Regions from separate parts of the Mus musculus genome. Here regions 1 and 2 are each linked to region 3. The links are chromatin loops, found by intact Hi-C in ENCODE. Cell type or tissue: left cerebral cortex. All regions are shown on one strand.

Region 1 (8,000 bases), 880 kb before region 3:
CATTTCTATCTAAATTAAGCATGTGCGTGCATGTATGCACTCACGCACACGCGCACACGTGCATACACACACACACACACACACACACACACACACACACACACACACACATGTGCCATGCAGCAAAGCTTCTCAAGACCATGGATCTAACCTCCATGTCCATATCCCTGTATCAGGAGGAGGACAATAATGGATCTGTAGCCTTTTTTTCTGGGGTATTGATGAGTTTTGTTTTTGTTTTTTAAATTTGGCCACATCTGTGACCAGCCACAATAATGAATCCAGCTGTGTCGGTACCTGAGCACCAACTTCAATCCAAAGTGGGGTCAGTGTAATTCCTTTGACTGTGCTTTTTCTGTCTGTGTCCCTCTTCCCAGAGGCTCTCCCAAAGGAGAAGCTTGCACAGCTTTTCTTAAATTCATTAAATTTTTAGTGTCTTTCTCTAGTAGTTGTACACAGCCCGTAACATAAGCCTCAAGGACATTAGAATTCCTTTCAGGGAAGAACAGATCATGAGCAATTTTTAAAGGTCACATGTTATACAGTGTCCTTCTTCATAAATCTTTCAGAGGGTGATGAGGCAGATCCAGTGGCAAGTGGGGGGCTTCTATAGTCTTTCCAGAATGATCTTAACCTCAAGACTCCCATTTAGTAATAACTTCACAATGATGATTAGCTGAGCACATAGAAAAAGCAGAGAAAATACATTTATCTCTATAAAATATACACACATTAAGTCCCATTCAAACTAAGCAAATGGAGGCAGATGTAAAGGATAAGATGACAGGTGACAAGTGCTACTATACAAGGTACAAGGCAGACCACTTAGGGCCCTGAACAAGTTCTCAACATGGTTGACAAATGTTCTCAGAATGTTCCCAGAATCTCCTGAGTGTTGTGAGCTGTAAAGAAATCTCTCATTGAGATGTGTATCACATTTGAAATTTATAAAGTAGTGTCTCACAGATTATCTGACCTTAGAACACTATTGGTAGAAAGCTAGGAAGAGTCTTTTCAGATAGTCTATAATCCATGTGTATAAAATAAAGAAGAGGGATAAGCATAGGAGAAAAAAAGGAAGTAAAAAAGGAAGAAAAATAAACAATGCGAATAAGATGAATCCTATACATGAATGAAATTGTCAAGAGATTTAAAGGGCAAAAGAAATAAAAAGAAATAAATTGGAAAACTAAACAATAAAAGGGTAAATTTGATCCATACTTCAGTGCCAGTAGATGGCAGCACACAGCTCTCCTGACATGGATAAATTTTCTATTTTCTTTCCACTCTAAGGAGTATTCTGTCATCTCTACTCTCATTATTTTGCCTTTGTTAATTAAATACTCACTACAATCATACTTACCTATCATAGAGCTGCCAGCCTAGTGCCATTAATATGCACTTTGGGGTAAAAGATATTTTCAAGGATATTATCAAGGAGAGGATTGTCTTAGGAGAGCCGGTACTCTGTAGTAATGGTCCTCTTTCACCCGTCATCATTTGAGAGTTTGCAATGCTGACATTCTTATTCAACAAGAGAAATTGAGACCTTTAATTACAAGTAGAGAAGATGCAGAAGTTATCTAGACACCTTTTTTTTATGCGATAGCTAACAAAATCTCAGAACAAGAAAAACCATGGGAAAAGCAGGTCTTCCTGAAGTGTCACACGTTGGTGTTGCATGTTTGCACGCGAGTGCATGCATTCACTGGATGATAAAAATATTCCCGACCTTTATTTATCTATTTATTTATGTTTTAAGAACTACTTAGTTGAGTTTTGTTTGGGAAGTTTTGTGATTCACATAACATTCGTTGTTCACATTTGAGTTGGCCGTCCCTCAAAAGTGCAGTTTGAAAGAACAGCGAGAAAGTAAACTAGATTTATGAACATGTCTACTGTGCTCCCTGGAATAAGTGTCAACAACAACAACAACAAAAAAGAAACAAATGATTCCTAAACTACTAAGAGCAAAGCCATGCTAGATCCAGAAGATCATAGACCAGCTTTGAAACATCATCCTTTAAAACAATGGCTGTTTCATGCATCCCTTAATAAATGCTAATTCAGAAGTCACAAATTATCTGGTCTTCTTCATAGAAAGAATGTGTAGTAAATACTAGAGACATAGGAGCAGAATGGATGAAGTAGAAGAATGAACCAACTGAAAATCCAGTGAGCTGTGCATTTGCCTGGCATCATAAGGCAGGTGTTCATCCAAACGAGTCTCAGATTCCTCGTCTGCAGAGCCATGCAGTTGGAATACAAAATCCTCTAGAGATGTTTAAACAGTAAGATCCTAAATTGGGCATTTAGCAGTTGAATATTAAATAAATCATTGTTAATAATAGGTTATTATGCAAGATGATACTGTGAATTGCACTACTCACACTAATTTATCTAATTCTGTTTCAGCATCTACTTATATCTTACAGTGTGAGAAAATAATAACATTTCTCCTCATTGTGAATATCCAATATTTTGGTCCTTTCATTTTCAGAGGATTTTTTTTCCCTCTGTGTTGTCCATTTGTTTACTTACTGAATATCTCATAGCTATTTCTATTGAAGTTTAATTATTTACCGATTAACCAAATAATTTGTAATTTATTATAAATTGCTAATTTACAAATCATTCATTACCTACTAATTGTTCAATTATCTTTAAATTAGTGCTCATTAATTTACTCAATAAACATTTGCCCAGCTATTACTGGAGGGCCAGCTCCGGGAGAATGGAGACACAGAGAAGACTAAGAAAGAGACAGGACTCATTGTTCGAGAATGGAGCTCTGTTCTGAAGCTGGGTGGTTACTAGGAGGACTCTCATAATGTAGTTTCCTTCACTAACCCCATTCTGCAGAGCTCCATTTTTTCCTTAATCCATAGTTTTTCCCCCAAAAAACATCATGGGCCACATTTCTAAACACTTCTTTAAATATGCAAATGTTCTGAAAAAAATCAAAATACAAACACAGTAGGTAACTCATTAAAATAAAATTGGAGTTTTACATAATCAAATAGTCTTCAGTGATGATTCTGCGAATGCATGTAGATGGTATGTATTTGAGGCGATGGTACGTATTTGAGATGGATGCTACAGCGAGGGCAAGCAAGCCTGGAGAAGTCAAGCAAGGTCCTGTTGGCTGAGAGGTTCTCCTCTGATTCTATCATATGTTGGTTGTCCTCAGTAGCACTTGGCCAGGTTAGCCAAGCCTCAATAAATGAATCTGTATGCCAGAAAATGGTTTGATTTTCACTTAGGACAATCTCTACAATCTGGAATTTTGGCAGCTGTACCATTTAGCTCAACAAGCTCTATGTTATTTTAGATGAAGCCCAGTCTCGGCTATTTGATTCTGTTCACGTTTAAAGGTTTCTTTGAATCCAGCTGACTCCCAAGGGCCTGTTAGAGGCAACTGAATAGAAGGGCAATGTCACTAATTATTCTGTACCAGAATTTGAGTGATGTTCCCTGACTTGGAGGGGTTGAGGGGGAGGCGGTAGGGATGGAAGCATTGTCTGGTCAAAGTTCTTTCCCTAATCTATTAGCTTAATTAATAGTAACAATTACTGTAGTTAGTAATCAGGATGCTAATCTATTCTTATAATGTTTTCTGTTTTTCTTTACGTCCCACTTTTCAATGTCATCGCACTGGTTAAGATGAGTAACTGTGTCTTTGTTTCCACTTCAGTAGAGCTGTTAAATTAGTGAACCCAGGTTCCCTGATTTGCTAGAAAGAAAATCTGATTTCTCCTTTTCCTTTTACAACTCCGTCCACTGATGTCTGTGCTTTGCTGAGATGTGGGGAATGTCTAAGAAAAAAAAATAGCCATCCAGAGAGAAGGGAAGGGGCACACTGAACGAATGACATTGAACCATAACTGCCATGGAAGGCCTCTCTTCCTCTCTTCGCTCTCACACGGGACAGGCAGACAGTTTGAGTCAGAGCTGCCACTTCTGCACATGGAATGTGTCCAGGAGACTTGGCTGTTCCACATGTGTGGGCAGATTGGACAGCTCATCCTTAAAACATACTTAGGAATGGAGACTGTTTATCCTAGAATGGGTTACTAAAAGCCGTAGGCTAGAAGGAAATGTAATGCTACCAAAACCTCATCAAGAGTCACCTTCCTGGTATGCTCATCTTGAACAAAGAGCAGAAGCTACACATTCTCCTTTAGTCAATTTTTTTTTCCAGTTAAGTACAACCTTTTGTCAAAAAGTGGTTTTGCCTTTCTGTTATTTTTATAACATAAAGTAACTGATTATCCCTAATAATGTACATGTACACTCAAGGATTATCTTGTTATCTTTATCCTTTAAAGTAGTTTATCCTCAAATTATCCGAATGCAAAAGGAAGCATGGCCATGGTGGCCGTGTGCATCTTTATATCTGTCTTGTTCTGGGAGGGTACAAACTAAAACATAAAAGATCTGAAATACAGAGCTGTGTGGTGGTTCTCAATCTGTTTGAGAAATTATCCTTGGAAGAAATATTTGCGAAGGATTATTTACCTGCTTTGTCCTAAAGACTTCTCCTCAGTCTTTGTGGGCAGGACACTAGATGGTGAGTAGTTTGCAGTTCTCTTGAGTTCCTCCAGGGGGAGCAGTTACACCAACTAACGGTAGAGTTGGCTTTGCAATAGCTTTCTATAGAGTGATAATTAACATATGCAGAGAAAAGGTTTGTTTAGACCCACATTTTGAAGATTCAGTACAGAAGTAGGCAGACCCATTGCTTTGATCTTCTGTGGGTAGACCAAAGGATGGGGAACACTGGACAGAGCATCCACGCATCACTTACCTAGAGAGCAAAGCTGGGCAAAGGCGGAGGTTCCACAGTCACCTTGAGGGTACATGACAATGACCTACGATCAGGCTCCTGTTCCCACCTTTTAAAACTACCATCTCTGAACAGCGCCACTCGTGCAGCTACGTGAGATGGGATGAGAGACGCTAGTAATATTCTTTTAAAAAGAAATTTCTCCTTAGTCACACTGGACTCTAAATTGATCAGCTTGCTGTCCTTCTCTGTTCCAGAAGTGTGATCGACCTGGTCAGTGTCCCTGCAAACTCTAGAACACTCTGCTAGCTAGGCCTTAGGTACGTAGTATTCACTGGGACATTCTGTGGTGATAGAACCTAACCTTAGCAGTGCAGGCTTATGGAAAATATGAAGGGATTACCTCCCCATTTAAGGGGTCTCCAGTGGTCTTCCTCATCTATACCATGAACCCCACCCTTTAATATAAAGCTACTTTTAGTAATAGAATATATATTGAGCCTAACATTTCAAAATGAAAGGGCTGGTTGAATTCTATTCAAAGACTTCCAGAGTAAGAGTAAAGGTCAGATACTAAGTGTGCTAAATTGAGATGGATTAGGTATGAAGTAGACTATTTCTCAGACTGATGCTGAAAAGCTATAAAGGTATTCCCCACTCCTTTCTTTCTTAAAAATGGTAGGTGAATACTGAAACGTCACTAAGATGTTGTAGATTTGTTGTTGTTGATGATGATGATGATTTTCTTAAGACAAGAGTTCCATGTATTCCATGTAGTCAGGAATGTCCTTGACCTTCTGATCTTCCTGCCTCCAGCTACTCAATGTTGGGACCATACATGGATGTAGTGTTTCAAATAGAACCAAGGGCTTTGTCTGTGTTTGGCATGCATTTTGCCAACTAAGTTACCAGCCCAAACCCATGTTTGGCAGGTAACTGTTCTCAACCTCTCCTTTTACTTCACACATAATAATTTTCTACTGGACAGAGTTGAAACAATGAATTAATAGTAATTTTTCTCTTTACAATTCTTGAAAATAAAGTGCCCTTCCTTGGAAACTGCAATCTTAGAGGGAAAATGGTCTTGTATTCCGACTCAGAATACAGTAGGAAGATGTCTGTAGAGAATAAATGTTTGCAAACTCTTTATTTAAGTGTGCTTTAACCAAACACCTAGTAAGAGTTGCAGTTTATTAATGAGTTGCAAAATTTCCAAGTTGGGAAATACAGCTATGCCAATGATTCATCATTTGGCAGACAGTCAAGCCTGACAGCCATTGTTTAATAACTTTTTATCCATTAAAAACTCTGATTCACTGCAAACATCCGAGATTTCAGCAGATTACCCCCCACCTCTTGACCCTGCACCAAATTGCTCAATTATGTTCTATAAAGAGTTTTTATTATTCTTTCAAATTTGAAGTAACAGGAAAAACGATAGTAAGCCATATTACATATATTCTCTTGTTCTTACTGGTCTAATGATGCTCTCAAAAATCTATCGCTCATTCTGTGCCTACTCTGTTTATGTGCTGAGTACCTATTATCTGTGTATGAAATTGGGCTAGGCGCTACCAGGCCTGGGATGGAAAATAGGATGCTGTGTCACTCATTTGACTATCCTGGCAGGTCAGTGAGCTCTGGGCCTTCACTCTATCCACCTCCCTGGCTCCAGGACTATACACAGCACTATGTTATATTTTCACAGGGCCAAGGACATGCTTCTCAAATTTCCACAGTGCATCATATAAATCTCTCTTCCAGCATCCTCACTTCCAGGTGACATCTCCCACACTTATTTCACTGAAAGCTGTCTCTCATACTTTCTACCTAAAACCCTTTGTCACATCTGTCTTCTAAAGTCAATGCCACATGAACCTCTCTCTTGGTAACACATTCTGATGGTTATCTGTTTCTACATAACAGAAAAACTCAAAAAAACAAAATCTCAGAACGTTTATAGGGAAGACATTTTAATAAAGCTCTGCTGGGGATTTTGTTTGCCTTCCAATATTACCTGAGACCATTCACTGGTATCAGCATGGCCAATAGACTGGGAGAGAAGGCACAGCATGGACTCACTCACAGGCATGACTTAGAAGATGGGGCTCAGGGGCATCATTCCCCTGCGCATGGCCCCTCTTGCATGGCTCCCTGTGGGCAAACCTCATCCTTAGCAGTGAAGTTTCCCCACAACATAGTGAGCATCCCAAAAGCACCAAGAAAAAATTCTGTTGTCTGTACCTATCTAATGATTCTTTTAAAATGAGAATAGATTTTATAGACAACAAAGTCTGTTTGTTCAAAACAGACATGAACCCAGATCCAAGGGAGGAAACATAGTCCCTATCTCTCAATATAGGGAGTGTTGACGTGTTCATACCCATATTTTATTATCTCAATATAGACAATTGGTTTATCCCATGTCCCACAGCATATGTTTCTAATAGGCTTTGCAGAAATTTTGGGATATGAGCCTAGACTGTCCACATTTCTTTGTATTCTGTCAGACATAGCACTGCTTTCTTTAAGCCTTCATTTCCCCAAACCTCTTCCATATATTCTAATTCATTTTCTACTATACACTCCATGTATAGATGCTTCTGGGCATGTTTCCCTGATGTACATACATAGACCTGGAGAAACATTTGATACACAAATGACCTCATCTATGTCTTCATAGTTCTAAACAATAAAGACAAATAAAAAACATTGTAAGGTAGGCTAATTGTTATGACCTCAAATCATACCATTGGCTGATACTTCAAAGGGAAAATCTGTGCTTTAAGATAACATTTAGTGGCCAGAGATATGGATCAGAGGTTAATATCATTTACTGCTTTTGCAGAGGACACAGCTTCAGGTCTCAGCTCCCACACAGAGGCACACTCCCCAGCTGTAACTCCAGTTCCAGAAGATCCAAAGTGTCCTTAGCTACAAAGACAGAGTCTTGTACACACACGGGATGCATGCACTTGCACTAGTGCACACATATACAAATAAATGAATAAATATTTTAAAAAAGTTTTCAAGGTTAACAGCTATGAATATAAATACTTAAATTGTTATTTCTTGGTATTTTTTAAATCCTACATTGTTGCTTTTACCTTAGAATGAATCTAATCAAATGATTTATTTTTTTCAGAATAAAAAGTGTCAGCATCATGATTATACTGATTTTCAAACTGTGTTAACTTTGTGTTCTGCTTTAAGT
Region 2 (8,000 bases), 980 kb before region 3:
TACAATAACCTCAATGCCGCAGGCTCCTTCTGCCTTTCTCCCCTGCTTTTCTTAGCACCAGTTTTTTCTATTTGTATGACTTCACCTTGAGGAGTCATATTTGAATGCCAAGTCCAAAGAGGTGTGATCCAAGGGACAAAGATGGTGTGCCCTTTAGAAAGCAGTTTTCCTTGGTATTGAAACCTAGCATTGTCAAACCATAACTCAATCACATGTTTAGTTACAAAGAGAAGTTTTTATGGTGCTGTCGAGAAAATTAAGAGTTTGGCTGGTAAGAAAAGAATGATTATATAGATGAAGGTAGCGATACATAAAACATTTATGAAGCTGGGTGTGATGGCACACACCTTTAATCCCAGCACTTGAGAGGCAAAGGCAGGTGGATTTCTGAGTTCAAGGACAGCATGGTCTACAGAGTGAGTTCCAGGACAGCCAGGACTACACAGAGAAACCCTGTCTCAAAAAACAAACAAAAAAAGCATTTATGAAGTTTAAATAAGGTCAGAACAATGAGACCCTGAGACCTGTTCAGTCTCTGCTGCTTTTCACCAAAATTCAACTTTATATTCCATCTTAGTGTCCCCCTACCCTGTTCTGACTCTTGCCGCATGTGACATCAGAAATCTAAAACCAACGTGTTACCACAACTATACCCCTAGGAGAGGCTCTCGGGAATCACATGCTTTTGCCTTTTCCAGTTTCAACTGTAGGCGTCTCTCTGCCCTGTCTCCATGCTGATATCTTCTCTTCTATCTCCAATATTCTTGCACCTGTTTCCTGGGAGTGTTCTTATCACTGGATTTATCATCCATCTCACTAATCCAAAATCACTGGATTCCTCTGGAGATCATTACATCTGCAAAGGTTCTGAATATTAGCGTGGGGGTCATTTTGATGGCCACCACTGAATGCACTCTACCTATGCTAAACTCAGAATCTCCAGGTTACTCTGAGCCTTTCTGAAGAAATACAGAATTAAAGATCCATCTACCCGTTGGTCTCTCCAGGTTGAAAAAGTGTAACTGTTGTGTCCTCTTGGTTTGTGGAGAGAACTTGAAGGTTCATTTTGAGGATTCGGTGGATTTGATCACTCCGACTATCCACTGCAATACTGCTGTCATCTGATCTTCTCTGTAGTAAATGTCTGGTCTAGGATAAGTGGCCTCAGAGTATGTCACTTGGCTGTAGCTACAGTGACTGTTGCTAAAGAGAAATATATGGCTTGATGTCATCTTCCCACCTATGGAATTAGGATATAGGCAAATAGTTCATTTGAGCTGTGCCATGTGCTGACACAAACAGAAAAGAATACTTTTTTTCCTTGATATTGGATATTGTACATGACCTTATAGAGCACTGTGAAAACAAGCCAGTAGAGATGAAGAAGCGTTTTCTGGAGTGGGGTGTGTGTGTGTGTGTGTGTGTGTGTGTGTGTGTGTGTGTGTGTGTCTTTCTGTCTGTCTGTCTTCTGTATCTGTGTATGAGTTTCTAGTGCTTTTTCTTAGTTTTCCTTATTTCTTTCCCATAGTTCATTCACCTTGGTTTATAATTTTTTTTTGTCTTTTCTATTCCCCTCTTTGTTTTCTTAAGAGTAAGAGAAATAAGTCATGGATTTGGAAGGGTGGGGAGGCAGGAATGTTTGGGAAGGAGATGAAACAATGAAAACCATGATCAAAATCTATTGTATGAACAACTTTATTTTCAATAAAAGAAAATTTAGAAAAAGTAACCAGGCCAACACAAAGCCACTTATTCTAGTGGCACAAATGTCATGGGAGTAGCCAACCACGTTTAGATTGGATTTTAAGTCCCACTTAATAATACACACACACACACACACACACACACACACACACACACACACATATATATATATCTCCATACCTGCCACTATTACCAGGTCAAGAATCTGTGATGAGGGAACAGCCTACTGTATCTTTACTAAATGGATACAGTATAAACCAACTCTTAACGACTTTTCAGTACACCCATAGATCAATTCATCACTCAACCCCCATCTGAGATGCTTCTATTTGCAGTAAATGGTGACTAACTTAAAAACTCACAACTGGACTAGGTGCGGAGAAGAGATTGAGGAATGTGCAGGCTTAAAGGAAACATATGCACCATATCCTCTCCCCCGAGGCACAGAGATCAGTGTGGAAGAGGGGACAAAACAAGTCTAAGAGATAAAGGTGTTGGGTGACTACCAGGAAATACCGTTTTGGCACATGGGGAAGCTGCATATGAGCATTCCCAGTGACTGAAAGAGCATGCTCAAAGCCAGGCCAAATCCCAATATGGAGAGAAGAGATGGGTGTGAATTTCCACGCTTTACCATGGAACTCTTGGCAATTGTTAGCTGCTGGTATAGGGAGACAGTTTTCTCTCAGAATGTAGCCCCTGGTAAAATCAACAATGCTACGGTGGAAGGCCACGTGTCAAAGAATATTTAAATAGCACAAGTTGGTCTTGAAGGCTATAAAAAGAGAAACTAAGGGCATACAGTTGGGTGGGTAGAGAAGGGAAGTGGATGTGCAAAGAGGTGAGGGAGAGGTGAATATGAGTGGAACTCAGTGTATGGAACTCTTTAAGAACTAATAAAAATACTAAAGATGAGGAATGGTTGATGTAAATTGTAGCAGGGATAGAAGTCGGCCAAGGAAAATATATGCTATAGGCTATTTGGGGATAGCTTCATTTAGAATCTCTTTCAGGATATTGCCTTTAAGACCATTTGATAAGGTTTGCAGTCTAGTCACCATCTGATATAAGCAACTCAAAAAATTCTCTTCATTTCCAACATCATACTATCCTTGAACTGTAACTCAGTGTTATTTTCTGTTTTAAACAGACTCTTAAAAATCATATTAGACAGCTACTCTGAAACAGTATTCATTTTTATTTTAGTTATGATCAGGTGCTTATGTTATTTGCTTGTTACCTTGGGCCGAAAAGAGGACATATTTACAAGTCAAGATGCAGATAGAGGTAATCTTGGCGTTCTCCCTCCTGCCTCTAGGTGGCGCTTGGTTTCTGATTAATGTCTAGCCTCAAAGCATTTTCTCCTGAGTTCCTCAGAAACTAAGAGAAGGCATCGTCTTGCAAACATGGTGTTATATCTCTGCGAGCTTTGTTTCATGATAATGAAGCTTTCTTGGCAGTTTTCTATTGTCAAGTAAGAGTATGTTATAGGTGTGTTCATGGCTGGGCTGCTGTGCCCCATGGCACACACCTATAACCTCAGCACTCTGGAGGCTGTGTCAGGAGGATTGGTGAACCTTATGCCCTGAGCTGCACATTGAAATGTTATTTCATTGGGAAGAAATGGATAAAACTACAAGTAAATGATATATGTAATGCTGGCTCCTGAGAAGTGAGCACATATCAGCATTTCATAAAGTTTGTTAAATGAACAAACCACCCTAACACTTTCTATCAAAGAACTTGCCTCATTAAAGGCTCGCTCCCAGTCCCAGGAGTAATCACCAAGGGCTCTTAATTTTCCTTTATGATGCAGTATTGGGAGTAGAGCTTATTTTCTGGTATGAAACCAAACTGCAATGCATGATACATTTCCTCTGACTCCACACAGACAGCCTTAATGGATTTGTTTTAAATTGTTGTTTGTAAAACGAAAGCAAACTCCAAATAATTATATGAAATTGTTTTTTAATGTTTGCATAATTTTTTCATCATTAAAAGCCACCAGCCTCTTTAATATTGAGGCACAATCAACCATTGGACATAAAAAAATCATTACCTTGACGCTTTTAATATCTCTGCCTCGTACATGGATACAGACTCTCTCCTTTTCTGCACTGCGTGGTTATTTATAGTGCTTGACACCGTGGTGCCTTATTCTGGAAAATGCATTGTTTGGGCTCAAACTTTAATATGCAGATTGAAGGGATACAGGAAAATCTTTATTCTGACACTCTGAATACCAACCTGTGTGTTTGTCTTATTGCCGAGAAAAGACTAAAGTTATTCTCTTCTTATAATTTTGCAGACCCTGGCTACTCTCACCTCTTCTTTCCATTTCCAAAGTTGTTGCATCTATCGACTATGCATCTATGTTGGGAAAGCCTACAGAATCTGTTTACTAGGATGGTTTTACAGCCATCTTTCAGAATCACAGAGGTGGCTGAGATGTTCAGTAGGTACTTGCTTTGAATGTAATTGTGCCTGTCTTATTCACCCTGGATCTGAATGAAAATGTCCTCTTCAGTATCTTTGAAATTGGAATACACAGGAGACCACTAGTGCTTTAACTTTTCCGGCTTTTGCAACACTCATGAGAAATAAACGCCCTTCCTCTCATGTCTGCTTCCCTGACACCTAACCTGAGATTGGGAGACAGGCTGCTTGGTAGTTGTAAATGCTTGTTTTCATCTCTGCAAGTCAGGGCATTCATCAGCAAAACAATATGCAAAAAGAAAACACTAATGCTAATGTGCATTTGTCTCGCATTAGCCACAATTACGTATTCATCAAACAGTCTCACTGGTCTCATGAATTGACTGGCTTTATAATAAAGGGATGTTATAAATGTGAACTTATATTTATTTATATATTCAGGATAATGAAAGATTCTTTTTGGCTGCTATAATAAAATTCTTATAAGATGAGGTTTTAAAGTAGTCCCCTAATAAATAAACTAATGAGCTAGTTTAAAGTGATCTGCATGCCAACAGCCTCGAAGCTTGTTAGAAATGCATCAGCCTGGTACTTACTCCTGTTTTCTCTGGTCCAGAGATTGATCTGAACTCCTCATTCTTTTTCAGTTTCAAATGAGTGACTTCTGTTAGGCATGTAGCAGATAAAGGACAAATAGCAAAAGGCAGATAGGGAGGAAGAACATCATCAAATCAGGTGCTTACAGCATCCAGAGATGATTGGAATTGCCTTGTTGAGAAAGCAAACAAAGGTAGCATATCAACTTACAAACAACTTCCAGCAGAAACTCCCTAGGGAAGAGACAGTCAAGCTGGAGTTCCCAGTTCAAAGTCTCTCCATGATGATCTTATGATTTTCTGCTGTCACTGTAGACACTGAAAAAAAAAAGCATTTATTCATTAACTTCTTTGTGTATAAGTGTATGTGCACCTATGTGTTTAGATGGGTGCCTTCCATGTTTGCGCAGACCAGAACAAAGCTTCAAATACCTTCCTTGGTCTCCCTCTGCTTATTCCTTTGAGAAATAGTCTCTCCTCAAATGTGGGACTCAAGTGTTCTTCACTAATCTGTTAGACAAAATGCCTGAGCAATCAATCTCTCCTGTCTCCAACTTTCCTCAGAACAGTGGCTACAGGTATGTACTAGATATAACCAATGAGCTATCTCTCCAGTCTTCAATGTAGGCATCTTATATCATATAATAATTAATAGTAATCTCTGATAGAAAGTAATTTTTCTGGCTAGTTGTTCTCAAGGACACATTATTACTACTCGTGGATAGTTTTCTAAAACTAGAAAGTAATCTTTCTCCTTATTGCAGGGATAGGCGCCAGCCCATCCCCCAGACAAGGGCCCTAGAGGACACTTTGATACAAACATGCTTGGGTGTCTTATCTACCCCACATTCACAACTGGATTCCTAGTAAGTACAAATAGCTTGTGACTACTTACCAATACATGGTGTACTACAGCTCTCACCTGCTGAATCTCAACAAGCATTTTTAAAGAGGTTATCTGTATCCATGTAAACATTTGAGAGGTATAACACTGGTCCCAGCATGAAATTGGCATAAAATTGTGGAAGCAAGCCATTCTGACATATGAACACTTAAATAAACATGCTTTCTAGCTACCACTCACGGAGCTGGAGTCCAAGCTGGAGAGAGTCTCAGGCCACATCCAGGAAATGATTTTAATAAATCTTCTGAAGGCCAGAAATTTATAGTTTTTAAATGTTTAATTATGATTTACTGAGAAATAAAAACAGTGCAATATTTGTAGTATACACTGCATTTTAAATTAAGTATATGTTGTAGCCTGACTGAATTAAGCTAATTAACATATATACTTCTGTATTTGCTTTTTTTTCTGTGCGTGATGAGGATACTTAAGATATATTTAAGCCTTTCTATGTTTTGGAATGTTTCCCAGGCTAGTTTTGTAAGAAGCAAGATTTTGGAAGAATTGGACATGAGACTGACAGCTCTAGAAACTGCAGTTTAGAAAGAGTAGGCAAAGGGAAACTTCAGATTATAAAAAGAGTTCATGCAAGATTGGCTGCAAAATACACAATACTAGTCAGCTGGAAGCTTTTTAAGGAGGGCCATTGAAAATGAAAAAAAAAAAAAATGAGGCCCTCACTCCACCCTGCATCTGATTGTAGTGTGGACAAAGTTATGTAGAAATCCAGTAAGGCTCCAAGGCTCTACTGACCATAGAGGCAGGAGTCAGGAATGGGCTCCCAGTAAGCACATTCCTGTGTTCAGAATACTACCTTAATCCAACGCAAGAACTATTTCTGTAGAAAGAAATGAGAGAGAGACAGAGAGACACAGAGAGAGACAGAGACAGAGACAGAGACAGAGAGAGAGAGACAGAGACAGAGAAGGTGGAGAAGTCCAATGTCCAATGACAAGCACAGCGTTGGAAGACATGGTATGTTTCTTGGGGCTAAATTCAACATCTACTCTGACATGAGTAGCAAAGAGAAGACAAGAAAGGCTCCCAGTAAACTGTGGTAAGGGCAGTTTTCTGTGGCTGCTGGCTGCACCTGACCACTTTCTTGATTATCTTGAGACTCTGAGGTGGAGGAGGTCAAATCCTTTTAAGTTTTTCATTACTGAAGGAAGGGATATTTGAAGTTCTTAGATTTCATCTTGATAGTGCAGAAGGCTTTGGCCAAGATTCACAAATTGTTCTTTTATCCACAGGGATCATTTAGCAGATTCCAATTTTCAAGTTTTTCTCTAGTTCCTCCAGACAATGTCCTCTTGGAACACATGCAAGTTATATCCAGCACTGCGTTTCTAAGGTGTTTATGGATGTTCACTTATAAGCACACCAGAGAAGCTGCAGGACCACTATTGAAAATAGGAATGAAGTATATTAGTGTAATATGATTTTGGTTTGAAAGATCAAGTGACTTAGTGGGCATGTGGCTAATATTGGAGCTTGAAATCAATCAATTTCTACTTGTATGTTAAAGTAGACCACTGGTAATCATTGGTTGTAGGTAACTAACATTTCTCCTCCTTTTCTTCTGGGCTCCTAGAGCCAGAACTTTCTGATCTCCTATTGGCTGGGTGATTCTAGCTAATTAGCTGTAAGTGAAGGGGATGTGTGGCTGAATGCTCTGGCTTTCAGGTAGAGGCTAACCTAACGAGTCTTTCCTTTGTCCGTGTTAATCACTGAAACCTGTATCAAGATGTGCCTCTGCCTCTCTGAGACCATGAGTTAACTACGTGTCTATATTAGTTACTCTTCTCTTTGCTGTGTCAAAGATGATGTGAAGAAGAAAAGGATTACTGTGGCTTCAGGTGTCAGGAAGCACAGTCCACGTTGGCAGTGATGCCTGATGTTTGTGCTCTTTCGTTGGCTGCCTGACTTCTGGTTTATTCACATGGTTGTCAACCATGAAGGACAAGTAAGACCAGAAGCAGGGCTGGACCGTATCCTCTATCTATATCTAGTAGCCTATATCTATGATCTAAGCTCAACATCGCCAAAGTTCTACAACACACTCACACAGCACTATCCGCAGCCAAGGATGTCTAAGAACATGAGCCTGTCGGGGGCATTTCTTTCAAATCAAGACATGTACTCTGGTCAACAAATAAAATCAATTTAATATTAAATCATACTAAAATCTGGGCATTAATACTGCAGGATAATCTAACATACACTGGCAGGTACACATTCTTACCTGGTTAAGCACCAGAGAGTGTGAGAATGGAGAATGAATTTAGCAGGTCACTGAGCATCTGTGATAAGCATTTTCCATATCCCATGATGCACTTCTCTTTGAGAAATTGCATTGTGTT
Region 3 (8,000 bases):
TGCGATTCCTTTTAGAAAGTAAGCTCGGGGCTTATTATTCTTCACGAGTAAGTAAAAACTCTGAGCTAGCACTGGAGATTGAGGGGTTGCAACAGGGCACAAACAAGGCAGGAGAAAGTCAGAGCAGAGAAAAGCTAGTGAAAGCCTAGTTAAATGAAGCTTTCCCCCATGGTAGAAAAGTATTTTATAACAAACTGTATTGAAAAGGCTGTGGAGTACCGCAGACATACTTTGCAGTGTTGCCAGTTGTGAAGTCTACTGATCACCCCATTAACAGCCATTATGATCAGTGACACAAAAAATGTGATGTACTGCAGAAACTTCAGTGCCTAAGGAGCTGAAAGATAAGTGTTGTGTTTCCCAGATTGAGTGAATTAGAAATACCAACTGCTGAGATGTTTGTCTCAAAAAAGAGGTGGCAAGCTTGTCATTTAGCATTGCCACTGGCAAAGAGCTTACAGTGTGTTCCTCTGAGGAGAGTGGAGATCTGATTGCCTAGAGTCCCTTCTTGTAAGGATCTATTTGAATCTCCCACGGGGTGCTAAAGAACACAGAAGAACACAGCACTTAAATGGAAATTTCACAATGGAAGAAAGAGAGCTCTCTGGGATCTGTTTCTTCTTCCTTTTTATGCATCCTGAATTAAATGCCGTTCTTGGACCTTTTCATTTAGTTGGGGACACATTCCATGAAGTGTTTGTGTGTTTGTGTGTGTGTGTGTGTGTGTGTGTGTGTGTGTGTGTGTACACTTGAATGCAAGTACCTATGGAGTCCAGAGGTCTCAGATCTCCATGGAGCTAGAGATACAGATGGTTCACTGGGTGCTAGTAACTGAGTTTGTGTCTTCTTAACCATTAAGCCATGGCTCCAGCCCCCAAACAGTATGTTTTTGATGCATATTTTCCATTAGCTTGTGATGTGAGTTATAAACCAATAATTAATATGTGAATCCATGGAGATTTGGAGACAGTGGGACAGCAGTTAGTTTTCCCTTACTAATTATAACTCTTGTTACTTAAGACCAGGTCTGAAATCAAGTTTTCAAAAATACAGATGGTATTTGAGAACATCCTTCCTTAAGGAGCATGCTGATGCCGGGCGTGGTGGCGCATGCCTTTAATCCCAGCACTCAGGAGGCAGAGGCAGGCGGATTTCTGAGTTTGAGGCCAGCCTGGTCTACAAAGTGAGTTCCAGGACATCCAGGGCTACACAGAGAAACCCTGTCTCGAAAAACCACAAAAAAAAAAAAGAAAAAAAAAAAAAGGAGCATGCTGACTGACAGACATTCTTGAGTTGTACTTGCAAACATTAAATGTTGAATCTGTGTGAGTGAAAGAGATAATTCACAGTTTAAGAGCCTCAAGTGACCTTTATTTTCATTTGTGTATATGTGTATGTACATGTATGTATGTGTGTATGTATGTGCACAAAATTCTTCTGTTTGAAACATACCTTGTTCCAACTATGTAGTCAAACCAACTCTATCATAATGTTGAGTGTGAGAAAGATTATTTTTCTCAAAATGTTCTTTCATAATTTTGTTTATATGAAAAAATACAAGGTTGCATAGAGTCTAAGATTCAGCAGAGAAGGGATATTGCTATCAGACAAGCCAGGCAGTGCTAAGATAGTGGGCAATGCGGGCTGCTATAGGAGTCTTCAGGGAATAGATTTAGCAGCCATTTCAACCCTGATGCCAGCAAAGATATGTATGCCCACATTCCTTTAGATGGTCAGATGCTGCCCCCTGGCATGCACTGCTTTGTTTCTTAATTAATTCTTAATTCTACCAGGGAGTCCAGTTCTATAACGACATTACCTGCTGTCAGTGCTGGTCCACTGAGGATGTGCACTGTGGGTTTCTCATACTGGCTCTCCCTCCATCACTCACACCTTGGAAAAACAAATGGCTCCCTGGGCCCTCCGAAGTAATGGTGTCATATCCCGGGCTCCTGACCAGATAGGTAAAATCATTCTTGCATTCACATTTCTTGGAGATTTTAATCTTTCCCTCTATACTCTGCAACTAAAATTCTGACATCTCTATTGTACTTAATGCAGCTATTACTTTTTTCAATCTACTGGAGGCATCCCAGGAGTGCAGCTGGAGTAGTACCTTGACTCATCTCAGGATATTAACTTCTGTGTCATGGGAGGTGTTCCATATCAGTAAATTATCCCTCTTCTGGCTTCATAGCTTACCTTTGTTGACAGCACCTTGAGGATCCTTTCCCGGGATGGTCTCAGTATCAAGGTCAAATTTTGCTGCTCTCAGTACCCGACTTTTGGCTGGCAGCCTTGTCAAAACTGAGAATTAAAATCCCCGGACAAGTTTTCTACTTTAGAAAATTAGGTCCTGGTCTCAGATTTCAGCACAGTTTTTTTTTCTCCAAATGCTGAAAATAGGGGTCTTTCTGAATTCCTTCAAAGAAACTTTTGGATATTCACACCATAAAGACTGTTGACTTTATCCAAACCTATATATTTTCTCCTTAACAAATAGCAGCTTATTTCTGACACTTCTTTCTCCAGGCTTTGTAATTAACACTTTTCAGTTCCTCTCAGAAGTCAGACATATTACACAGAGGCAAGGGCATGCACTTCTACTTGTACCTTCTGCCAGTTCATCCTAGATAAAAGATGTGGACATAGGTCTATGTGCATGAAACTCTTAGTGACTCATCTATGGGAGGGAAGCTTTCATTGACAGCCTGATTTGAAAACATGGTTCTTGTGTACTGTTTTTATTAAGCTTGGGCTCTCATGGAAAGCCATGCAGAATACGGATATGTTGTATACAGGGAATGAAACTCCAGAAAGCCTAGCTAAAATCCAGCCTACTCCTGTTCTCAAGTGGAGAGCCAGTAACCAAAGAACACTACAGAATCACTCCATCTTAAGGCAGAGGAACAGATTTTTGTATTCTTGATTCAACCTGACATTGAAGCTTGGCTATTCTTAGGAAAGGGCCATGTAACCTTCCAGACATAGACAGGCAAGGCATCTCTTGTCAGCTGAGGGCAGTTTTCCAGAAAAAGAAAATGATGCAGCCATGTGCCTTTGGAGTTTGACACTCATAAAAGGTGGAGGATGGGTGACCAGCCTTGTAAAAGGATCTGGGGAAGGTGCCAGCAGTCCTATTATAAAGAGAGAAGTTTCTGCAAGAGGAATGGCTAAGGAAACTTCTGTACATATGAGAGCTTTAAGCTCCTTATTTGAGCAGAGTTATTATTATGATCATATTTCTGAATTTTCTGAACTTGTTGGTGCATTAATTAGTTCATTTACTTATGCATTTGTTCAAGAAATAGGTGTTGTATGTTCACAGCATAAAAGGCATCTCTGCAGGCACTAAGTCGATAGCAATGAAACAGAAAATGTGGTCCTTGACCTTAAGGGACTTAAAGCCTAATGATAAAGATAATTGCTATACTGCTGTAGTGGAGCTTCAATGATGCATTAACAGTCATCACTTAGATGATGTGCACACAGAGTAGCAAAGAAGACTTAATAACTAAATGGTTATGCGAGTACATTCTCCATATGGGGTAGGACATAGGATGTATATACTGTTTTCTCCATAGATGTGTAATATAATCAGACTCTATATTGAATATGACTCTACTAAGGTTAAATTTTAAATTTTAACTTATTTATTATTATCATTGTGCTTTGATTCAGCAGGATATTGCTTATCGCTACAGAGCATAGAATAGCCTTGAACTCCCTCAACCCTGAATCCACTCGAAGTTTCAGTCACACTTCATCTTCCTCCCAAGCTGGCAATAGTTACCTCTCTTACCCTTATTTCTGTGTTTGTCTCGTTTCAAGTGCTGTTTTTGAAAGATTACAAAATATATATACTGTAAGTGGCAGGGTATCCACTTATAAAAGCCTCTGAGTGGATCCACCACAGCATATTGTTCATTATAAAGTTGACGACTGTGGTGTGTGTGTGTGTGTGTGTGTGTGTGTGTGTGTGTGTGTGCGTGAATTGTAGTCTACATAGAACAATGTGAGGCTTCAAGTAGGCAGACTTATCACACATTTATTTTCTTTATACAAATAAGCCTTTTCAGGTTTACTGATTTGCAAATTCTGGCTCCCTGGCCTCTGTTTCTTTGGGAGAGAGAGAACTCAGTCTTTATATTGATTGGTTAAAGGCAGCCTTGAGTCAGCTGATGCACACCAATGGCAATATGGAGTCGTATTTATAGCTTGCCTAGAAATGAAAGCCTTTTATTGCATTATTGTGAGGACGGGTAATGGACACAAGCAGTTGTCAAAGTTATTGATGATGCTGCATTTCCAATCACAAACTAGGATACCCAAGGCTGGTTGATTTGCTAGATTTAGCCATAAAGTATGAGTGAGAATTAGTTGGTGAAATGCTTGTTAATAGAACCTCATGATGCATTCTTTCCTATTCTATTGGAGAAAATTTCAGCCTTTGAAAAGAAATCCAGGGAGATCAATGTTCTGTTTGAAGCAATTTTTTTTTAAAGAAAAAAATCTATCAGGGTCAGAGAAACTATGGAGTTACATGACATCTACTGACGGTAGAGAATATCACAATTCAGGCTTCACTGAGAGATGACTCTCCTTTTCCTATAAATATTTGTAACAAATATCTGCATGTGGAAATATTATGGTACTAGACCATCAAACTAGAAACTCAGGGTCTAAAGTTCTTTTCCTCAGCTCGTTCTTGTGCTAGGGGACTGGATTGGAAATGGTTGTGCCTGGGAGCTACTGCTCGATTTAGCTTCTTTCAGGTTGAAAGATGATGCCAGCATCAAGCCTCCAGTTCTGCCACAGAGCAGCCTGCAAGAGATTTGTGGGCTGTCTTGTACACAGGAGCAAAACACATCACTGTCTTTCTACCAGAAGGGTGTTGCTTGCTCTCACCAGGCAGAAATCCAGCCCAACTCAGATAAGCTCCAGAGTCACTGTATCTAGGCAAAAGAAAATGAAATACTGATAGGAAAGGGATCAAGAGCCTTGCTGTGTTGGTTATCTATTGTCACATTAGTACTGCAGAAAAGCAGCCACAGATCTCCATGTATTAACGAGAGTTTCATTTTTGCTTATGTTTCCATGGGTTTCTATAAGTGAGGAGATGTTGATAATCTGGGTCAGGTGTGAGTACTTCATTTGGGCTCAAAATGTATTTGTGGTCAGTTGGTGGGTTGTCTACAGATTGGCTCTGATGGTGTCCATGGCCAAAATATCTTGGATTTGCTTTATGTTGAGTTCTTACTGTCCAACAAGCCAGGATTGTTCTCGTGGGCAAGGAGGTTCTAAGAGAGCAATGGGGAAGAGAAACACGCAGTTTCATGGAAGCTAGAGTGTGAAACTGGTAGGCTTATCCCCTTTCTCACATTTTCCTGGGCAAAGCAAATCACGAAGGCACCCTAGACTCCAGGATATAGAAAAATCTTCAAAATCACACAGAAGCCAATCATGATGGGGTATAGTGTAATTTCAGCACCAGGAAGTAGAGGAAGAAGATAGTGAGTTCAAAGCATGATTGGGTTATACAGTGAAGCCATCTAAAAATAAAAACAAAATATGTGTGTAATGGACACAGGTTCTAGAATGGGTAAAGGACTAGGAATGCTTATACAGTAAATTAATCATATTTTCTTGTACATAGAAGTTTCATGTTTTAACTTTCTGATAAGTAGTTTATGAGAAACTACTCAAAATCAAGGCTTTATGAGAAGAGTTAGTCCTTTTGTAAGTCCAGCCCTAGATGATTTATAGAATGGCTCTTTTCTTACAACAGGAAGAGTTTGGTTTCTGGCTCATCCACTTTGATCCATCATTCGCTTATTTTACACTTTGTTTTTTTCATTTTTTAATTAGTTATTTTATTTGCTTACATTTCAAGTGTTATCCACCATCCCAGTTTCCCCTGCACAAGCCCCCATCTCCTCCTCCCTCCCCCTGCCTCTAAGAATGCGGTCCCCCACCTGCCTATCCACTCCTGCCTCAGCGACCTAGCCTTCCCCTATTCTGGGTCATCCAACCTCCACAGGATCAAGGGGGATCCCCTTCCAGTGATGCCAGGTAAGGCAGTCCTCTGATTCATATGCAGCTGGAGCCATGGCTACCCCTTGTGTTCTTTTTGGTTGGTAGTTTAGTCCCTGGGAGCTTTGGGGGGGGGGTGTCTGGTTGGTTGATATTGTGTTTCTTCCTATGAAGTTGTAAATCCCTTCAGCGCCTACAGTCCTTGCCCTAGCTTCCCCACTGGGGTCCCCAGCTCAATTCAATGATTGGCATCTGTATTGGTCTTGCAAAGCCTCTCAGGGGGACAGCTATACCAGCCCCTGTCGCAAGCTCTTCTTGGCATCAGCAATAGTGTCTGGGATTGGTTTTAGCAGATGGGATGGGTCCCTAGGTGGGGCGGTCTCTTGATGGCCTCTCCTTCAGTCTCTGCTCTCCAGCTTTGTTTAGGAAAGGAGTTTACATCATTTTCTACTGGGGTAGAAATAACAGATAAAGGCAAAATTGTTAATGCTGGCAAAGAAGTGTCTTTCCCCTAGAATTTCCTCTCTGTGGAACGTTATGGAGGTGCGTGCTGTCATTGGATTACTGGGATCAGGGGAGATGGATCTGAGGATAAGAACTTGCCAGAATTTGGATTTCCCCAGAAGTCACTTAAATGCTAAATATGCATGGAGTCCTGCCTATAATTCCAGCCTAGGAAGGCAGAGACAGGAAAGTTGAATAGGGAGACTGACTACATTAGTAAGCTCTAGGTTTACCTGAGAGGCCCAGGCTCAATAAATGCTATGGCAGAAGGATGGGGGATGATTCCTGATATGAACCTTGGGATTCACATGTGTACACACACACACATATGCAAAAATACCTCCTTACACATGTGTCCATACACAAAATATGGTAAGTAGAGAAGATAGGAATAATAACTTATAGTCAGCTGTGGTAGTTTTAATAGGAATGTCCCACATAGACTCATGTGTTTGAATGCTTGGTCTGTAGGGAGTGGCACTATGAGGAAATGTGGCCTTGTTGGAGTTGGTGTGGCTTTGTTGGAGGAAGTATTTCACTAGTGGATGGGCTTTGAGATCTCAGAAGCTCAAATAAGTTCACTTCCTGCTGCCTGCCAATCCAATATAGAACTCCCTGCTATCTCTCCAGTATGATGGCTGCCTGAATTCTGCCATGTTTCCCACCATGATGACAATGAACTAAGCCTATGAAAATGTAAGCCAGACTGAATGAAGTGTTTGCCTTTATAACAGTTGCCATGTGCATGGTGTCTCTTCACAGCAATAAAACCCTAAATAAGATATTAGGGCTCAGTGTAGCTCATTCAATAAGGTAATATAATGGTCTCTTCTTTGTTTTGCCTTAAAAAATAGATTTACAGCAAAGCTCATTGCTTCATCATTCATTTCCTGCAACCTTCTATCTCCAGGGTAGTCTGAAAAACTGGCTATTGTTTTAATCAAGTATCACTGACAAGATCAGAGACATCAGTCAATGTATATGGGATATATTCCAGTTGTAAGACAAGGTGTTTGATGAAAATATAAATATACCCATGGAATAAATGATTCCTATCAGCAAGGAATTTTCATTGGGGTAGACCTTAAAAGTGAGAAAACCTTGTTCTTTCAGAGTTGAGCATCCTGTTCCCACTCATTGGCTTTTTCACGACCTTCACAGACATCGTGATTATCTAACACCCAACACTAAGAAATGGCCAAACCCACTCAATCACCCAGAAATAGGCCTTGAATAGATGAAATAAGAGACTTGTTAGTAAAGTAACACTCCCAGCTAGGTCTCTAAAGCCCAGATTACTTTGTCTTTTCTAGATTGGCTCAGCTGAGAAAAGAATACCAATTTTTTGTTTGTTTGTTTTTGTTCTGAGTGTCTTTAATGTCTGTTTCACATATATTTGTAGATATTTTAAGTGATGATAAATATGTAAATTTATATGTGCAATAAAAGAACACTGACTATAA

What was found. A loop is a pair of places that touch in the nucleus more often than their neighbours do. Peaks named below come from ENCODE experiments on the same cell type or tissue, not always from the same donor. Only the 100,000 strongest peaks of a DNase experiment are listed, where the experiment ranks them.
Region 1: a loop joins it to region 3, with 5 times the contacts of the local background. A loop is called at or near these places in 8 of 42 quality-filtered maps.
Region 2: a loop joins it to region 3, with 7 times the contacts of the local background. A loop is called at or near these places in 5 of 42 quality-filtered maps.

Annotation. Positions count from the first base shown.
Region 1 is chr15:53,685,465-53,693,464 of GRCm38, reverse strand. All of the region lies in intron 3 of Samd12 (sterile alpha motif domain containing 12), which reads left to right. Among named protein-coding and RNA genes, the nearest start is that of Mir28c, 75 kb to the right of the region's middle. In left cerebral cortex, CTCF peaks have their summits at 1,237 (motif pointing right) and 4,593; DNase peaks (open chromatin) are centred at 1,318, 3,983 and 4,617.
Region 2 is chr15:53,780,605-53,788,604 of GRCm38, reverse strand. The region is part of intron 2 of Samd12 (sterile alpha motif domain containing 12); the gene reads left to right. Among named protein-coding and RNA genes, the nearest start is that of Samd12, 120 kb to the left of the region's middle. In left cerebral cortex, a CTCF peak has its summit at 3,018 (motif pointing right); DNase peaks (open chromatin) are centred at 3,034 and 6,147.
Region 3 is chr15:52,802,556-52,810,555 of GRCm38, reverse strand. The region is part of intron 3 of Gm41323 (a long non-coding RNA gene); the gene reads left to right. Among named protein-coding and RNA genes, the nearest start is that of Gm34794, 20 kb to the right of the region's middle. In left cerebral cortex, CTCF peaks have their summits at 1,741 and 4,550; DNase peaks (open chromatin) are centred at 1,741, 3,020, 4,195, 4,842 and 1 more place; H3K27ac peaks cover 692 bases.